Linked DNA regions of Homo sapiens: region 1 is linked to region 2. Evidence: read pairs that join two places in POLR2A ChIA-PET (ENCODE). Cell type or tissue: PC-9. All regions are shown on one strand. Links, peaks and the distances in the headings refer to the core of each region. The heading gives the core; the rest is flanking DNA. Region 1 overlaps TNRC6C (trinucleotide repeat containing adaptor 6C). Region 2 overlaps AFMID (arylformamidase).

Region 1 (12,028 bases), core at 1,305-9,304, 92 kb after region 2:
GGGGGTGGTGATCCTGGGTCTGACTGGGCTGAGTTTGAGGAGCCCGTGGGATACCGAAAACCGTAGGCTGTGGGGGGTGGGCACAGGGATTCGGGGACCAGCCCGTCATGACCCCGTGCTCCAGGTCTGCAGGGACCAGCCCATGACAGCCCAGGGCTCCAGGTCTGCGGGGACCAGCCCATCACAGCCCAGGGCTCCAGGCCTGCGGGGACCAGCCCGTCAGCCTCAGTTCTCCAGGCCTGCGGGGACCAGCCCGTCATGACCCCAGTGCTCCAGGTCTGTGGGGACCAGCCCGTCAGCCTGTGCTCCAGGCCTGCAGGAACCAGCCCGTCAGCCTCAGTGCTCCAGGCCTGCGGGGACCAGCCCGTCAGCCTGTGCTCCAGGCCTGCGGGGACCAGCCCGTCATGACCCCAGTGCTCCAGGTCTGTGGGGACCAGCCCGTCAGCCTGTGCTCCAGGCCTGCGGGAACCAGCCCGTCATGACCCCAGTGCTCCAGGCCTGCGGGGACCAGCCCGTCATGACCCCAGTGCTCCAGGTCTGTGGGGACCAGCCCGTCACGGCGCAGGGTTCCAGGCTTGTGGGGACCAGCCTGTCACAGCCCAGGGCTCCAGGCCTGCAGGAGCTGCGCTTGGGATTGGGGGAATGAACCCAGGTGGGGAAATGGTCAAAGAGCGATGGGCCCAGAAAAGGGTCAGACCCAGATGGAGATGCCACTGGCTGCTAGCAGACCCCCACGCTGGGTCTAGCCCACCCAATCCCATGGGGATGCTCCTGTGCTCTGCAGACATCTGGGTGCTGCCACAGGGGCCCGACAGAGTTGGCATCTGGGTGGATCTGAGCCAAGTGGTGCTTCTGGGCCTCAGCAAGTAGCTGGTGCTGATTCTGGGCAGCCAACTGTGGCAGCATCTTCAGGTGCGAGTGCTGCTGGGTGAAGCTGCGTGGGCAGTCCAGAAAGTGACGTGACAGTCCACAGGGACCGACGTAGGGTTTCCAGCCCCTATCTGTGCAGATGCTGTCCTCCAAACCATCACGGTCCCTCTCTGGCTGGGGACGTGCGCCTGCCACTGCTGGCTTGCCAGCATGATCATTGGTTGTGACCTGTTGAGCCCATCTTGCCAGCCTCACAAAGGACAGTACTAGCTGCTTATGACAGGAAAGTGGAAGAACTTGGCCTGGATATTTCTGGAGAATTACCGTGTGTGCTAGTCAGTCTTTCGTGTCAACCAGGCCAGGCTGTGGGGCCCAGTGATCTCATCGAGAGGGGCCGAGGTGTTGCTGTGATCGTGTGCTGCTGGAATGTGGTGAACACCTACAGTCGATTTCACCTAAAGATCATCCTTGAGAATGTGGGTGGGCCTCATCCTATCAGCTGAAAGCTTTAAGAGCAAAACCCGAGGTGTCCCAGAGAGGGAATTCTGCCTTGAGACGGCGGCTTCCCACTCCCACTGGATGTCCAGCCCGCGGCCCCACGGCTGGGTGAGCCCGTCCTCTCCTCGTTTCTGTCTCCGGACCCACCGTGTGGCCCCAGACCCTCCAGTGAGGACCTCCCGTATTTCTTCAGAGCAGCCCTTGCGTGCTGGAGGCCTGGGCTTCAGTGTGTCCCTGGGTGCCCTGGGGCATGTTCTGTGACCTCCCAGCTCCTCGCCTCATGGGGCCGCTGTATCAAGTGACACAGTTTGTGTGCTGCGTACCATGCCTGGCACCCATTTGAGGTGTTGCAAGGAGGCCATGTTTGCTCGATGAGAGCAGCCTAAGATCTACAAACTGTTGTTCGAGTGGATGGGAACTTGATGCTATTTTCAGGCTGAATGACAAGACTCCGCGATGCTTCTCGGCCTGGGCTGCACAACGGAATCTACCAGGGAGGTTTTAAAAACACTGGTACTTGCTGGAGGTGGTGGCGCCTGTCTGTAATTGCAGCTGCTCCAGAGGCTGAGGCGGAGGATTGCTTGAGCCCAAGAGTTTCGGTTTATTTGCTTTTTCAGAGTCTTGCTCTTGCCCAGGCTGGAGTGCAGTTCCATGATCTCGGCTCACTGCCTCAGCCTCCCAAGTAGCTGGGATTACAGGTGCATACAACCAGGCCTGGCTGATCTTCGTATTTTTAGTAGAGATGGGGTTTCACCATGATGGTCAGGCTGGTCAAGATCTCCTGACCTCAAGTGATCTGCCCGCCTCGGCCTCCCAAAGTGCTGGGATTACAGACATGAACCACAACACCTGCCGAGCCCAGGTGTTTTGAATCCAGCACGGGCAATGGCAAGACCCTGTCCCAACAAACAAAAAAACACTGGTGCCTGAGGCCCACCCCGAGAGATTCTGATTGAGTTGATTTGGATTTGAATTATCTTTAAAATTTTGGATGTGAATTTTTTTTTTTTTTCTTGGAATGGAGTTTCACTCTTGTTCCCCAGGCTGGAGTGCAACGGGACGATCTTGGCTCACCGCAACCTCCGCCTACTGGGTTCAAGCCATTCTCCTGCCTCAGCTTCCCAAGTAGCTGGGATTACAGGCATGTGCTACCATGCCCAGCTAATTTTGTATTTTTAGTAGAGACAGGGTTTCTCCATGTTGCTCAGGCTGGTCTTGAACTCCTGACCTCAGGTGATCCGCCCGCCTCGGACTCCCAAAGTGCTGGGATTACAGGCATGAGCCACCATGCCTGGCCGGATGTGAATTATCTTAAAAATTTTCAGGTAATTCTAATGGGCCAAGGTTGAGAACCCCTGCTCTGGGCCCATCCGAGCACCAGGCTGTCACAAACGCATGCATGCACTCACGCCCGTGGGCTTGGGGGGCTTCGGAAATGTGCTTCTGCTTTTTTGAGATGGGGTCTTTCTGTTGCCCATCCCGGAGCACAGTGGCACGATCACAGCTCACTGCAGCCTCGACCTCCTGGGCTCAGGTGATCCTCCCGCCTCAGCCTCCTGAGTGTCTGCTTCTGGTTTTCATGATGACCTGGGGCCCAGGCATACTACACTTGTGCTGTTCAGGGGCCAGTCCTGCACCAGGAGCCCATCAGCCACAGCTCCGCCGAGAAGCACTGATATGCAGAGCTAAGCAGCTTTGTTTCCACGTGGATCCTGCGTAGGTTTTCTTGGTCCATCCGTAGACACCGCACTCCTGCAGAGGATCTTCTCGGGATGCCCCACTGTCTCTGTTTTCCCTCTTCACTGAACACTCAGTCGGGGCTCGCCATGATGCCTCTGTGTCTGCTGGCTTCTCCCCCATTGGAACAGCCTTCTTGGCACGCCACACTGCTAGCTGCTGGGCACTGTGCTTTCTGCCTTTACCGTTCTGCCGTGATGTTGCCAAAATAGCAGCAACAACAACAACAACAAAGGCTGGGCACCTGGCTCATGCCTGTATTCCCAGCAGTTCGAGATCAGCCTGGGCAACATGGTGAGACCCTATCTCTACAAAAATAAAAAATGAAATGAGCTGGGTGGGGTGGCGCATGCATGCCTGTGGTCCCAGCTACTTGGGAGGCTGAGGTCGGAAGATCGCTGGAGCTTAACCTTGAGGTCAAGGTTGCAGTGAGCCGAGATTACATCACTGCACTCCAGCGTGGGAGACAGAGACCCTGTATTAACAAACAAAAACACAAACCACAAAGGGCAGGTCTGAAACTGCCATTTAAAAAAAAATTTAATAAACTTAAAAAAATATATATCCACAGATGCAGGTGAAGAACCTGTTGTCTTCCTCAAGCCTCTTTTTCACCCATGGGTGGAAATGGTGCCCTGGACACCCAGGCCCACGAGGTCTTTGCGTGGGGTCCCTACACAGGGCTTTAGCTTACACTGTGCTGCCCTCCTGTCCCCCGAGTTCCCAGTCTGTCAAAATCCAACCTGGTCTCCCAGGCCCAGGGCAAATGCCACCTCCTCCATGAAGCCTGCCACATCCTTTGCACACCCTTGGGCGCTGACCTTGTTCTCCCAGCGCACAGGCACGGGTACAGTTTGCCCCTGTAGTAGTAACTCAGGCACAAAACGAACTCTTGCTGAGGCTCGGCCGCGCAGAGCTGAGGGTTGCCGCTTCCAGGTTCAAGTGCATTTTGAGTTTCATTCCCAGCTTCCTTCTTTTTCTGGTCTTTAATTTCTTCTCCGGATTAGGTCCCACTCAATGCTTTCCTTCTCAATTTCCAAAAGAGTATGGTCAGAGCCAGCAGCACACCACCTTCCCCATGGGTGGGGGGGGGCCAGCCTGTGGCGGGGGTGCGGGTCCCATCTTTTCGAAGGAATTGACCCACAGTGGGCGGGTCCACCTTTGACCTTGCCCCAGGGAGCGCAGACAGAAAAAAGATCCTTGCTTAGTTTGAGGGGCCGCTGGGGTGCTCGGTTTGTCTTCAGAGGCCTGTCTGTAACACCAATGCCAACCCGGTGGCACTGACTGGTCACCCTGAAGGCCACGGCCAGTGTCCTAGGAAGGGACTCAATTTCTAGCTGTGCCACCTGAGATTCTGGGGTTAGGCTGGTTGTGCTTCTGAAGTTCCACTGTGCTCAAAGTGCTTGGTGAAAGTTAGCGAAGGTGATTTTACAAAAATAGATGCATAAAATGTCTAGGAAACACAAAAAATCCTCATTACTCTTCTCTCCAAATATTTTTTAAGCCCCAACTGGACCCTAGGCAAAAGTGAGTGGCACTCCTCTGCCAGGACTCCAGGCAAGCCCCGGCATCTTCTTGCTGCCGTCCCAGACAACAGAAGTTACCAGATGAACAGACTTGGATGGGCCACGGGGGTGGAGAGCTGGAAAGCTTGGCTGTGCCTCTCGATGATGATTAAGATTTCAATATTTACAGCAAAACCACAAAGCAAATGATAGAATAAAGCAAAACAATGGAAAATCTGAGTTCACTCGTGAGAGAGGTACGTATGTGAGCTCTGAGGAAATTACAGAGGGAACGCATGCAGCGGGACAGCTCTCCCAATCGCAGCGTGCAAAGTAGACATCCATAGTGTCTTTTGAAAAATGAAAAACACATTACTTTGAACAGCCAAGAAAAAAATTGCAATTTATTAAGATTCAATAAAGCGTTGTACTTTCGAAAGCAACTTTCGATGCATGTTCTTCAACAGTCACATTCTATGAGGAAAACATTAAGAGCCACGAACTTGTTGTTTAATCTCAGAGTTACAGACATATTAAGTTCAAAATAAAAGGTAAAAAAAACAAAAAACAAACAAACAAAAAACCCCTCAAACCCAACAAAACCCAAAAACAAACAAACATATTCTTGACTTCCATCCCCAATTTTAAAACAACAGTTTTTCTACAACTCAATGCTCGCCGGCAGCACGGGAAGTGGTATGTCGGACGCACATACGCACACGCATGCTCACACGCACACATATTGGATATACATACGCAGGTGTATGTCCATCGAATATATAGAACGCATGTAATGGCAATGAGATGCAGTCACTCTGAGGAAGGTTGGTTTTTCTAAATATCCTACTAAACTTGAGAAAAAAAGTCTTGAACCCAGTTTGTGCATAGTTCATGATCCTCTATAAAACCAGCTTTTGTGGATCTGCAGTCTTGCAGGACTTTTTTTTTTTTTTTTGTATTTTTTTTGTTTTGATAAAACCATTAAAAAGCTAATTAAAAAAATGTAATGCACAAGTTTCCTGATCAAGCAGGCAGGGAGCACAATGTTCATATATATATTTTTTAAAACATACTTGAAGGTATGTTATTCCATTGTCTTTCTTCCTTGCAAAACAATCAAAACATTGATCATTTTTAAAACATAAAGCAATTTTTAATATATAAAGCACTCTTCAAACATCTATTTCTTTTGAGTCCATTATTTGGTAAATATGTAACTGCTACACATTAGAGATTAGGTATTTTTCTTCTTTGTGTTTTTTTTTCCTCTTTTTCTTTTTTTTCATTTTTTTGTTTTGTTTTGTTTTTTTTTTTTTTAAATAACATCTTCAGTGCTAGGAGTTGGGTTTAAAAATACATGAAATGGTGTGGAGCTGCCCTCGGGAGCCCTGGCTTTCCTGAGAGCGCGTCCGGCATGTGCAAGACAGTGGCCACAACGCCTGTCACCTTGACGAAGGGGCGAAAGCAATCGACAGAGTCCACGACGATGGCCGAGGGAACAACACTGTCCCGTCCCAGAGCTCTGAAGGAACGCATCTGCATTCTGAAAATAGGTTTCTTTACGACGGAAGTCTTTTTTTTTTTTTAATTCCTTTTTAAATTTTTAAAATTTTAAAGTCTGAAGGAGAAAAAAAGGTCTGTAAACAGGTGGGAGCCCAAACCCCAGGCTCCCCCAAAAGCAGTCACAACCCACGCCCAAGTGCTTGTTTCTGTTCCTTCCACGGAACCATCCATTCTTTACAAGTATCTATGGCCACAGTTCAACAACAGTTTTTTTTTTTTTTCTCTTTAACTTTATATTCCAAATGGAAAAATGGTGCAATACTCTGGTAATAATTTTCTTGCATTAGTCCACAATAAAAAGCTGCTAAAGGTAGGTATACATGTTATTTCTCCAGAGATATACACTGTACTTTTTAAACGCAGTCACAGAGTCCTTGAGTAAACATTTACACATGAATTGTCGCCAGCCCTGTCCTAGGAATTCTCTGTAATGTATAGGATTAGCTAAAGGAAGGGCGAGGACACTCAGTGCAAAGTTAGAAGCTAATAATAACAACCGTTTGACCAATGCGCCAAAAAAAAAGCGTATACTGAATACAAGGGAAAACCCACAGTTAAATCCTCACACGCTTTCAAACACACAAACACAGAAAACTGCACGCCGTGCAGGAGCACGCGCCACACATGCACACACACACACACTTCTGTTTCAACACGCACACATACACACACGTAGGCTATGAACTTAGAAATTTTTCCTAGAGCCTGTTTCTGTGTACTGATGTCAACCTGGAAGTGTAGAATTAGAAAGTGTTCACATTTCACTATTGGCCTGCTGGATTCAAGTATTTGCATGTTTGATATGTCTTTTTTTAACTTTTAAAAAATATTTTTTGGGATAAAAAAATGACATGAAAAAGTAATGAAACAAGGGTAATGTGCATAGGCGGATCCAGGGGAACAGAGAGCAGATCGCAGCCCGCGCCTTCCGCTCAGCTCCCGCCGCGGAGCCGCTCTGCGCCCGGCGGTCCACACCAGACTCTGCCCTGATTACCGGCCGCCTCTGGTCATGTGCATAATCGTCACAGGCTCATTTTAAATAGGCTTCACGTCTCCCTCCCTCCCCCACAGATAAAATAACCCTTTCCAGCCCACAATCTGAAAAGTGCCCTTCATGATAGAACTATTCTAAGCAGCTTTTATACTTAAAAAAAAAAAAAAAATCAAAATGACAACACACTATACAAACATAAGACGCACAAAATAAAAAGCTACGAGGAACATCCTGTCATTAGCATGTGACGCTGACCCACCGCAGCCCGCACTGTTTTGCGAACAGTTCGCAAGGACTGCGGCCAAGGTTCGTCTTCAGTCCTGGACAGAGGTACTCAAAAGGGCGGCCGCTGCTGGGTTCCAGCGGGTCTGTGGGGCCGCCCAGCCGGGAGGGGTCCCGGGAGGGGTCGGCTCTCCTGGTGCTGATGATGGCAGAGCCTACAGGGACTCCCCGCTGAGCAGGTCCCCAGGCAGCAGGGTGGTTAGCGGCGTGGGGCTGCCTATCACCCTGCTGTCGTCGGCGCTGGGCGGGCCCCACAGGCTGCTGGAGTACTGGGGCACCCCGCCCCACAGCAGCTCACTGCTCCCCTTGCCACCCAGGCACGGGGCGTTCCAGTGGCCAGCGTCGCTGCGTACCAGGCCATGGGAGCTGCCCGCTGCGCTGAGCCGCGGCTGGCTGGACGCGCTGCTGGACTGCCAGCTGGAAGTGGGTGGCAGCGCCTGGCCTTGGGCTAAGAAGCGATTCACTTCTTCTTCACCAGCGAACTCGGCCAGGATGGTAGTGTTTCCCAGGACGCACCTGCAACAGCAAGATGGGGCACGTGAACAGGGCCACCCCAAGTCCTGCTGAGTTCGTGGCACTGGCTTTCTCTGTATTGGGAACGGCCCCACATGGAAGCCATCCTGTGGCTTCTGTTTTGCCACTGCTATTTCCAAACCCAGACTGTGAATGTTTTGCTCAGTTCAGACTTCTAGTGGCAACATCGTACTGGTACACAGAGTACATCTTCAAGTGCGTGAACAGATCATTAAATGTGGGCTCGTTTAGGGTCAGTGTCATTTGCATCCTGGGCTAAAAACAGGAATGACTAATTTCTAGGTTCCAACGTCTCAAGTGATGTTACTGATCAGGTCTACTCGTACTTCTATCAAAAGCAACCTTTCACTAGGGTGAAGGGTTGGCTGTGAGGACCACTGCTGGGCCCTGTGTAGGAATGTGTCACAGGGAGGGAGTAGACACAGCAACTCAGCAGCAGAAAAAAACCAGTAAGTCCCAAGATACCTGTGAGGAACTGACCTGTGTCGCCTTTCCCCAATTCCTTTGTTGAAGTCCTAACACCCAGTACCTCCCCATGTGACTACGTTTGGAGATGGGGTCTTTAAGGCGGGAATTAAGTTAGTTAGATGAGGTCACATGGGTAGGCCCTAGTCCAACAGGACTGGTGTCCTTATAAGGAGAGATTACGGCACAGACATGCACAAAGAGACGACCATATAAGAACAGAGGGAGAAGGCAGCTGTCTACAGCCAAGGAGAGAGGCCTCAGGAGAAACCAGCCCTGCCCACACCTTCATCTTGGGTATCAGACTTCCAGCCTCCAGAAGTGGGAGGGTGGCCAGCCTGTGGGATTCTGCTATGGTGGCTCAGGACACCCCTGCAACACCCCTAACCTAATGCTCTGGGGGATGGGGAGCTACTTGGAGCGCTGAGGTGGCTGTGAGAAAACATACATGTGCAGAGACTTCTGGGCCTTGGCAGCCTCCTCCTTGGAGCTGTACCGGACCACAGCATTGCCTTGAGTCAGATTCAGGTGGAATGTGATAAGAGGCCCATGTTGCAAACACAATGTCCGCAGTGTAGAACCATCAATCTGATAGAGGAAGCACAGGGACATGAATGAGCTTTCTTCTGATTTCTTTCACTACAGCCTTCCAAAGAAAAAACGTATGAAATTGGATACACTAAACACTAGGAATGTTTTTCTTTAAAAGGCCTAATAATATGTGGTTTTACAACATTAACGTTTTATATCTCTGTGGCCAAACGTGTAACTAAAAACTTGGATGCTTCAGTTACATTTTATAAGTTAGGCTAATCAGAGGAAGGAGAAAAACCCCATTTTGAATTCTGCTCTCCTTTCACCAGAGCACGTCGCACAGAGCCTCTGGTTTGCAAAAGGCACCTGGGTCCAGCTGCTGACAACAGACTTGGGAGACGTGCAGGTGGGTGTGGCCTGGGTCCCGGGAAGGGACTGGCTAGCCCCACAGTCTGATGTGGCCAAACGACTCTTTTAAAAAATGTTATAAAAATACACACATGGGGTCTTGCTATGTTGCCCAGGCTGGTCTCCAACTCTTGGGCTCAGGTGATCCCTGGCCTCGGCCTCCCAAAGTGCTGGGATTACAGGCATGAGCTACTGCGCCCAGCCAGGCCCAACCACTCTTGAATGGCTAGTTGTAAAATAAACAATTCTATTTACAGAGCACACTTTTCCAGCCTCTGGTGGGGAAACAAACAATTCACCAGGAACATGGTTAAAAGAGGCCCCTGGGCCCCATCTGCTGCCGCTGCTGGAGCCAATCCTGGCACTTGCTCATCTCCTCCCATGCAGCGTCACTTATGGACCCTGACCAAGAACCCCCAACTATCCTGCCCCACCAGACAGCCTCATCTGCATTGGGGGCCAAGCGGGAACCCTCCCTGGATCATGCTCAGTGATGCAGGGGCACCATATTGCACCTGGGGAGTGAGGTTTCGAAGAACGAGCCAGCTGCTGGTTCTTCCTGAGGTGTCGGTGCTCCAGGCAGAACCTGCAACAAGAGGGGAGAACCTGGTTGACAAGGCCCCGTGCCAGTGGATAGTGCGGCCCTCCCCACTTCTTATTGTGCTGAAGTGTGGGACAGCACAGGCCGTCACTGCGTGCTTTAGGAAAGCCTTTCTCAGCCTGGGAGGCCCATGCTATCTTTGGTAAACCAAAACCTCACAGTCCCTGCAGACCCCCTTCCCACTTCCCCGTGGTGACTCTGACTTTTTGGATCTTCCCACCAGCCCGGGAGGCCTGTGTTTTCCCATCTGTGCCAGGAGAGACGGGGGTGATGAGGCCCGAGAATCTCCAGGGAAGCTCTGCTCTCCACCTCTGCCTGTCCCCAGACCCGGTGTGGAATCAGTGCTCCCAGGTTCTTCTGGTTAATACAACAGAGCAAATCCCTGAAGGCTGCCGCTAAAAGGCAGAAACCATTACTTTCCAACTATCTGATACGGTTTGGCTGTGTCCCCATCCAAATCTCATCTTGAATTGTAACTCCCGTGATTCCCACCCCCACCCCAAAATCTGGCCATTAAACTGGCCCCAAAACTGGCCATAAAAAAAACTCTCTGCAGCACTGTGACATGTTCATGATGGCCATGACGCCCATGCTGGAAGGTTGTGGGTGTACCGGAATGAGGGCAAGGAACACCAGGCCCACCCAGGGCGGAAGACTGCTTAAAGGCGTTCTTAAACCACAAACAGTAGCACGAGCGATCTGTGCCTTAAGGATATGCTCCTGTTGCAGATAACTAGCCAAACCCATCCCTTTATCTCCCATAAGGGATACTTGTAGTTAATCTAGTATCTACGGAAACAATGCTAATGACTGACTTGCTGTTAATAAATACGTGGGTAAATCTCTGTTTAGGGCTCTCAGCTCTGAAGGCTGTGAGACCCCCGATTTCCCACTTCACACCGCTCTATTTCTGTGTGTGTGTCTTTAATTCCTCTAGTGCCTCTGGGTTAGGGTCTCCCTGATCAAGCTGGTCTTGGCACGGAAGCAACTTTGGAACTGGGTAACAGGCAGAGGTTGGAACTCAAGGCTCAGAAATAGACGGGAGAATGTGGGAAAGTTTGGAACTTCCTAGAGACTTGTGAAATGGCTTTGACAAATTGCTGATAAGGATATGGACAATAAAGTCCAGGCTGCAGCGGTCTCAGATGGAAATGAGGAACTTGTTGGGAACTGGGGCAAAGGTGGCTCTTGTTGTTTTAGCAAAGAGACTGGCGGCATTTTGCCCCTGCCCTAGAGATTTGTGGAGCTTTCAACTTGAGAGGGATGATTGAGGGTATCTGGCAGAAGAAATTTCTAAGCAGCAAAGCCTTCAAGAGGTGACTTGGGTGCTGCTAAAAGCATTCCGTTTTATAAGGAAAGTCGAACATGAAAGTTCAGAAAATTGGCCAGGCACGGTGGCTCACGCCTGTAATCCCAGCATTTTGGGAGGCTGAGATGGGTGGATTACGGGAGGTCAGGAGTTTGAGACCAGCCTGGCCAACATGGGGAAACCCCATCTCTACTAAAAATACAAAAATTAGCTGGGCATGGTGGCAGGCACCTGTAGTCCCAGCTACTCGGGAGGCTGAGACAGGAGAATCACTTGAACCTGGGAGGCAGAGGTTGCAGTGAGCCGAGATCACGCCACTGTACTCCGGCCTGGGTGACAAGAGTGAAACTCCATCTCAAAAAAAAAAAAAAAAAAAAAAGGAAATCCCATTTTCTGAGGAAAAATTCAAGCTGGGTGCAGAAATTTGCCTAAGTAACGAGGAGCTGCATGTTAATCCCTAAGACAATGGGGAAAATGGAGACTGTCTCTAGAGCATGTCAGAGGTCTTCAGAGAAGCCCCTCCCATCACAGGCCCAGAGGCCTACAAGGAAAAAATGGCTTCATGGGCCAGGCCCAGGGTCCACATGCTGTGTGCAGTTTAGGAATTTGGTGCCTTGTGTCCCAGCCGCTCCAGTTGTGACTGAAAGGGGCCAAGGTACAGTTTGGGCCATGGCTTCAGAGGGAGCAATCTCCAAGCCTTGGCAGCTTCCACGTGGTGTTGAGACTCT
Region 2 (8,000 bases), core at 1-8,000:
ATGGTAAAACCCTGTCTCTACTAAAAATACAAAAATTAGCTGGGTGTGGTGGCGTGCACCTGTAATCCCAGCTACTTGGGAGGCTGAGGCAGAAGAATTGCTTGAGCCCGGGAGGCAGAAGTTGCAGTGAGCTGAGGTCGCACCACTGCGTTCCAGTCTGGGTTAGAGTGAGACTCTGTCTCAAAAAAAAAAAAAAAAAAAAAAAAAGAGAGAGGAAGATTTGAGACCCAGGAACACCAGGATCACATGTGAATGGAGGCAGAGGCTGGAGCTATGCAGACACAAGCTAAGGGCTGTCTAAGGCCACCAGAAGCTGGAGAAGGCAGGAAGGACCCTCCCTAGGAACCCTGCCCACATTTGACTTGAGACTTCCGTTCTCCAGCGCTGTGAGACACAGCCCTGCAAGGAGTGCCCAGCTTGTGGCAGTTTGGTTGCGGCAGCCCTGGAGGAGGAGTCCCCCAGGGAAAGTGGAATCTCTCTTGCAGTCCACCATCCACATCCCCCGACTCACCTTCCGCTCTGCCAGTATCCTCCGTGAAAGAACAGGAAGAAAGGCAAGGCTGCAAAACCAAGCACAGGGCGTGTGAGCAAGGCCCGCCCTGCTGAGCTCTGCCACTGGACCCCCAAGCCCCGGGACCCCCAGCCCCTTCACCGACAACCTTCAGACGACTCGTCGGGGAAGTAAATGTCCACTTTCTCCCCTTCGCCGTCTCCATAGGGGACATGCAGCAGGCTCTTCCTGGTGGCCCGGGCCCTTGTGGTGGCTGTCTCAGAAATGGACAAGTCGCTGTCAGCACAAGCTCAGGTGGTAGAAATTTTTCTTTTCTTTTTTTTGAGACGAAGTCTCACTCTGTTGCCCAAGCTGGAGTGCAGTGGCGCGATCTCGGCTCACTGCAATCTCCACCTCCCCGGTTCAAGCGATTCTCCTGCCTCAGCCTCCCAAGTAGCTGGGACTACAGGTGCACGCCACTATGCCCAGCTAATTTTTATATATATATATATATTTTTTAGTAGAGACAGGGTTGTTGGCCAGGCTGGTCTTGAACTCCTGACCTCGTGATCCACCCACCTTGGCCTCCCAAAGTGCTGGGATTACAGGCATGAGCCACTGTGCCCAGCCAGGTGGCGGCAATTTCTATTTCAGCTCAGGTAGAAACATTCCAGCTGAAAGCTCCCTTAAGTTGGCGTGTTGAGCTTCAGCTCTGAGCACCTCCCATCGAAAGAGGACTGCCAGGCTGGGTGCAGTGGCTCACGCCTATAATCCCAGCACTCTGGGAGGCCGAGGCGGGTGGATCACGAGGTCAGGAGATCGAGACCACCCTGGCTAACATGGTGAAACCCTGTCTCTACTAAAAATACAAAAAATTAGCCAGGCGTGGTGGCAGGTGCCTGTAGTCCCAGCTACTCAGGAGGCTGAGGCAGGAGAATGGCGTGAATCCGGGAGGTGGAGCTTGCAGTGAGCTGAGATCACGCCACTGCACTCTAGCCTGGGGGACAGAGCGAGACGCCAACTCAAAAAAAAAAGACTGCCAGTCCTGACGTCTGTCAACAAGTGAACTGTGGTTCTGCGAGGACCCTTTTCAGCACGACTTTACTACACACTTATTATGTGCGCTATACTTTTTTGTTTTAAAGGACAGGGTCTCACTATATTGCCCAGGCTGGAGTACAGTGGCTATTCACAGGTGCAATCAAAGCATACTACAGTCTCAAACTCCCGGCGCCAAGCAATCCTCCAGCCTCAGCCTCCTGAGTAGCTGGGATTATGGGCCCGTGCCACCACACCTGGCTAATTTTTGTATTTTTAGTAGAGACGGGGTTTCACTGTATTGGCGAGGCTGGTCTCGAGCTCAACCTCAGATGATCCATCCACCTCGGCCTCCCAAAGTGCTGGGATTACAGGCATGAGCCACTGTGCCTGGCCTCTTGCTTTATTTTTTATCCTAGCATTCATCGTTTTTTTTTTTTTGCGACGGAGTCTTGCTCTGTCACCCAGGCTGGAGTGCAGTGGTGCCATCTTGGCTCACTGCAACTTCTGCCTCCTGGGTTCCAGCAATTCTCGTGCCTTAGCCTATATTTTCTAAAAATTAAAAAAAAAGTTATCTGGACGTGGTGGTGGACACCTATAATTCCGGCTACTCGGGAGGCTGAAGTGGGAGGATTACTTGAACCTGGGAGGCAGAAGCTGCAGTGAGCTGAGATTGCACCACTGCACTCCAGCTTGGGTGACAGAGCGAGATTCTGTCTCGAAAGAAAGGAAAGAAAGAAAGAGAGCATCCAGACCACTGGGAATGATCAGTCAGTAAACCCTGCCTCCCCTCCCACCGCAGCAACGCACTCCTAGTATTCACAGCTAGGACACTGCGCTCTTGGGAGAAGGAACCTGGTCTAGTCATCTTTGCAGGAACTCCCTGCTTTGCTGAAAATAAATATTGCATTTGTTTACCAGGGCAGCTGTAACAAAGTACTGCAAATTGAGTGTCTCACAGCAGTAGAACGTGATTCTCTCACAGTTCTAAAGGCCAGAAGTCTGAAATTAAGGTGTGGACACTGCCACACTCTGCCAATGCCTCTTTTGCCTCCTGCAGCTCCTGGTGGCTCCAGGCGTTCCAAGGCCTGGGGCTACGTCACTCCAGTCACCTCTGCCTCTTCCCGTCTCTGCCTCCGTCTTCACGTGGTCCCCTCCCTGTGTGTCCCTCCCTCTTCTGTCTCTTAGCAGGATAGCAGTCAATGGCATTTAGGGCCCACCCTAACCCAGAATGACTTGACTTTAGCTAATAACACCTACAAAGATGGTCTTTCCAAATAAGGAAATACCAACCGGGAACCTGCAATCCCAGCTGGTTACAGGGAGGCTGAGGCGGGCAGATCACTTGAGGTCAGGAGTTGAGACCATCCCGGCCAACATGGTAAAACCCTGTCTCTACTAAAAATACAAAAATTATCTGGGCGTGGTGGCGCGTGCCTGTAATCCCAGCTACTTGGGAGGCTGAGGCAGGACAATCGCTTGAACCCGGAGGCAGAGGTTGCAGTGAGCTGAGATCACACCACTGCACTCCAGCCTGGGCGACAGAGCAAGACTCTGTATCAAACAAACCAAACCAAACCAAACCAAAACAAAACACACCAAATAAGGAAATACCTTCATAGGTTCCCAGGGTTAGGATTTTCATAGGTTCCCAGGGTTAGGATTTGGACATATCTTTTTTTTTTTTTATGTCGTTGTGGGGGTCACCTTTATTTGGCACTGCAGATGCTAAACGTCTTACATAACACAGTTTTCAGAATTCTAGCTAGTCAGCAGAGACCTAAGGCCTCTGGGGGCCAGCCTGCAGGCCCATGCTCCACCTCTCCCATCCTGTCACCCCAAGGATCCAGATACCCCCTTCTCACAGCTGTGCTCAGGCACCATCAGGGGATCCTTGGGCTGCTGGGTTGATCTCCCCAAAAGAGGTGGAATCCAGTTCCCTGTAGAACCTGCATCTCAGAAAGGGCTCCGTGTATTAACGTGCAACTTGGGATCCCTGTCCCTGGAGGCCCCCTGGTCCCCAGCCTTGGTGGCCACAGCAGGCCTAGAGAAAAAAAAGCCTGGCCGGGCGCGGCGGCGCACACCTGCAATCCCAGCACTTTGGGAGGCCGAGGCGGGTGGACCACAAGGTCAGGCATTCGAGACCACCCTGGCCAATATGGTGAAACCCCATCTCTACTAAAAATACAAAAATTAGCCAGGCGTGGTGGCGCACACCTGTACTCCCAGCTACTCAGGAGGCTGAGGAAGGAGAATTGCTTGAACCAGGAAGCAGAGGTTGCAGCGAGCCGAGATTGCACCACTGCACTCCAGCCTGGGCAATAGAGCAAGACTGTCTCAAAAAAAAAGAAAAGAAAAAAAAAAACAACCGTGCTTCCCTCGGGTGGGTGATTCATTCTGCAACTCCAGAAGGGTAAACACGGCAGAGGAAGAAAAAGCATGGGGCTGAGAGCTTGTACGAATTGCGTCTATGCCAGAATGCAGAACCATAAACCGGGCTGTCTCCACTTCAGCTGGATGGATTAAAGCTGAGGGAAATCAAAGGGAAGTTGCCCATGGGCCAATCCAGGCAGGAAGCTGCCTTTGCAGAACGCCAGTGAGGTTGCAAAACCTGTTTTGCCAGCACCCACGTTACCAACCACTTGCCCCTGCAGGGCTCCCTGCGTACTGACGTACTGACGAGAAGCTATCTACGTACAGATGAGGAAACATCTCCAAGAAATACTAAGTGAAACTGGCAGGGTGGAACTGTGTGTACTACGGGGCCATTTGGATGAAAGGGAGGGGGAGTCTATATCCATATGAAGAACAGTGGCCACCTTGACGGGGGCCAGGGGAACTGGGCACACGAAAGGGAAGAGGAGTGAGCATTTCACTGAAAAGCCTTGTGTGGTTTTGGTTTTGTTTTGTTTTGTTTTGTTTTTTTGAGACAGAGGCTCGCTCTGTCGCCCAAGCTGGAGCCCACTGGTGCAATCTTGGCTCACTGCAACCTCCGCCTCTGGGGTTCAAGTGATTCTCCTGTCTCCTCCTTCTGAGCAGCTGGGATTACAGGTGTGCGCCACCACACCTGTCTAATTTTTTTTTTTTTTTTTTTTGAGACAGAGCTTTGCTCTTGTCACCCAGGCTGGAGTGCAACGGCGCAATCTCCGCTCACTCCAACCTCTGTTTCCTGGGTTCAAGTGATCTGCAACCTCTGCTTCCTGGGTTCAAGCGATTCTCCTGCCGCAGCCTCCCAAGTAACTGGGATTACAGGCACGCACCACCATGCATGGCTAATTTTTTTTTTTTTTGTATTTGTAGTAGAGATGGGGTTTCACCATATTGGCCAGGTTGGTCTCGAACTCCTGACCTTGAGTGATATCCCCGCCTTGGCCTCCCAAAGTGCTGGGATTACAGGTGCGAGCCAGTGCATCTGGCCCAGGCGAATTTTTGTATTTTTAGTAAAGATGGGTTTTCACGGTGTTGGCCAGGCTGGTCTGGAACTCCTGAATTCACTTTTTATTTTTGAGACACGGTTTCACTCTGTCACACAGGCTGGAGTGTAGTGGTGCAATCTCGGCTTACTGCAGCCTTAACCTCCTAGGTTCAAACAAGCTTCCCACCTCTGCCACCAGAGTAGCTAAGACTATAGGCGTGTGCCACCACGCCTGGCTAACTTTTGTATTTTTTGTAGGGACAGGGTTTCGCCATGTTGCCCAGGCTGTTCTCGAACTCCAGGGCTCAAGTGATCCTCCCACCTTAGCCTCCCAAGCACCACCACACCCAGCTAATTTTTAATTTTTTTGTAGAGACCAGGTCTTGCATGTTGCCAGCTGGTTTCGAACTCCTGGGCTCAAGCGTCCTCCTGCTTTGGTTTCCCAAAGTCTGGGATTACAGGCATGCGCCACCGGCCCCCTCTCTTTCTCAAACCACATCTGATCATCAGGAAATCCTTGGATGCCCCCTCCACTGCTTGTCCTGGGTCTAGAGTCTCCTCCCCATCTGCACTGAGACCACTCTGGTTGGATACCCTTTGACCTGTTCCCTGGAAGGCAGCAGCCACCCCTCTAGGCTCTTCCAGCTTCTACCCGGACTCCCTACAGCCACAAGCGTGAGCTGGTTATAACACGCTCACATCCATCCTGGGCTCCTGTCTGAGTCAGCCTGGGCGGCTATAACAAAATACCAGACTGGGGAAACTTAATGGAAATTTTATTTTCTCACAGTTCTGCAAACTGGAAGTCCAAGATCAAGGTGCCAGCAGGGTTGGTGTCTGATAAGCCCCAGGGCTGCAGACCTGCCACCAATCCTTTGCTGAAAGCCATCTGGGCTGTCTCCCAGGCCATGCTACCACAAACACCCCTGCTGTGAATAGCTTTGTACATCCATTACCATACCACTTGCAAGCATCTGTAGGACGCACTCTCAGGGGTAGAATTCTGGGTCAAAAGGCAGACGCATTTGTCACTGTGAGGCCATTGCCGGCTGCCATCCATGGGGGTTTGCCAACAACCCTGCCCCAGCACAGTGTGAAGACAATGTGCCTCACAGGCTCATCGGAGTGGCTTCATCAGAAGGTCGTGATTTAATTCACACAGGAGTTCTCAAGCCTATAAATGGACTAGATTAAAGTTGTGCTACGATTAAGAAAAACATCATGGAATTTATGTTCTAAGTGGAATGGCCATTAAAACCAAGCAGCTATAGGTGTTCATTATCATGCATAAGCCTCTCTCAGATATTAAAAAACTCTACTAACCTCGGGAAAGAGAAATTGCCTCTCTCTAGGAGAGGACAGCTGGGGTGCAGAGACAGAGAATGAAGTGACTCATGCCCCCCACAGAGGGCCCTCCAGTCCCTGAACCCCAGGGCAAGAACACAGGAGGGCTTCAGCAAGACACCCCAGAACAAACCTTATGGCAAACTTCCTTTCTCATTAAAGCAAAAGCTTCATTGCTATTATTTACAACTCAGGCTATGTGGAAATGGTGCTACGAACACGCGTGTAAAAATGCTTGTTTGAGTACCTGTTTTCAATTGTTTTGGGTTAGAAATAATTTCTGGGTTTTTTTTTTCAGATGGAGTTTCATTCTTTGTTGCCCAGGCTGGAGTGCAATGGCGTGGTCTCGACTCACTGCAACCTCCCCAACCTGGGTTCAAGCTATTCTCCCACTTCAGCCTCCCCGGTGGCTGGGATTACAGGCATGTGCCACTATGCCTGGCTCATTTTTGTATTTTCAGTAGAGAAGGTGTTTTGTCGTGTTGGCCAGGCTGGTCTCCAACTCCTGACCTCAAGTGATCTGCCCCCCTCTGGCCTCCCAAAGTGCTGGGATTACAGGCGTGAGCCTCTGTGCCTGGCTGGGTAGAAATAATTTCTTTTCTTTTTTTTCTGAGACAAGGTCTCGCTTTGTCACCCAGGCTAGAGTGCAGTGGTGCAATCTTTGCTCATTGCAACCTCTGCCTCCTGAGTTCAAGCAATTCTCTTGCCTTGGCCTCTCAAGTAGCTGAGATTATAGGCGCACGCCACCATGCCTGGCTACTTTTTGTGTTTTTAGTAGAGATGGGGTTTCACTATGTTGGCCAGGCTGGCCGTGAACTCTTGACCTCAAGTGATTCCCACCGCCTTGGCCTCCCAAAGTGCTGGGATTACAGGGATGAGCCATGGAGCCCAGCCTGGGTTAGAAATAATTTCTAATGCTACCATCCTGGCTAACACGGTGAAACCCCGTCTCTATTCAAAAAATTAGCTGGGCATGGTGGTGGGCGCCTGTAGTACCAGCTACTTGGGTGGCTGAGGCAGGAGAATGGCGTGAACCTGGGAGGCGGAGCTTGCAGTGAGCCAAGATCTTGCCACTGCACTCCAGCCTGGGTGACAGAGCAAGACTCCGTCTCAAAAACAAAAATAATAATAATAATAATAATTTATAATGCTGTGCATGGTATTAAAAACAGGACTGCAAGGCCGGGCGTGGTGGCTCTTGCCTGTAATCCCAGCACTTTGGGAGGCGGGCAGATGACCTGAGGTCGGGAGTTCCAGACCAGCCTGACCAACATGGAGAAACCCCATCTCTACTAAAAATACAAAATTAGCTGGACGTGGTGGCGCACGCCTGTAATCCCAGCTACTTGGGAGGCCAAGGCAGGAGAACTGCTTGAACCCAGGAGGCAGAGGTTGCGGTGAGCTGAGATCGCGCCATTGCACTCCAGCCTGGGTAACAAGAGTGAAACTCCGCCCCAAAAAAAAAAAAAACAGGACTGCAGGGCTGCACGCGGCAACTCATGCCTGTAGTCCCAGCACTTTGGGAGGTCGAGGCAGGCGGATCACCTGAGGCCAGGAGTTTGAGACCAGCCTGGCCAACATGGCGAAACCCTGTCTCTACTAAAAACACAAAAATTAGCCGGGCGTGGTGGTGCACATCTGCAATCCCAGCTATTCGGGCAGCTGAGGCACAAGAACTGCTTGAACCCAGGAGGTGGAGGTTGCAGTGAGATG

What was found. Peaks named below come from ENCODE experiments on the same cell type or tissue, not always from the same donor. Only the 100,000 strongest peaks of a DNase experiment are listed, where the experiment ranks them.
Region 1: POLR2A ChIA-PET joins it to region 2 with 12 read pairs; 14 of 35 experiments call an interaction of 5 or more read pairs at or near these places.

Annotation. Positions count from the first base shown.
Region 1 is chr17:78,100,422-78,112,449 of GRCh38, reverse strand. It overlaps TNRC6C (trinucleotide repeat containing adaptor 6C), which reads right to left. Exons shown (of 23, transcript NM_001142640.2): 21 at 9,906-9,976; 22 at 8,897-9,036; 23 at 3,628-7,965. The coding sequence ends at 7,605. It overlaps TMC6 (transmembrane channel like 6), which reads left to right. Exons shown (of 20, transcript NM_001127198.5): 20 at 1-5,053. Among named protein-coding and RNA genes, the nearest start is that of TMC6, 22 kb to the left of the region's middle. In PC-9, for the core only: no CTCF peak of the experiment used is centred there; no DNase peak of the experiment used is centred there.
Region 2 is chr17:78,195,263-78,203,262 of GRCh38, reverse strand. It overlaps AFMID (arylformamidase), which reads right to left. Exons shown (of 11, transcript NM_001010982.5): 3 at 660-764; 4 at 512-560. Among named protein-coding and RNA genes, the nearest start is that of AFMID, 12 kb to the right of the region's middle. RefSeq lists an enhancer at 4,016-4,075. In PC-9, for the core only: no CTCF peak of the experiment used is centred there; a DNase peak (open chromatin) is centred at 4,132; H3K4me3 peaks cover 361 bases; H3K27ac peaks cover 2,141 bases.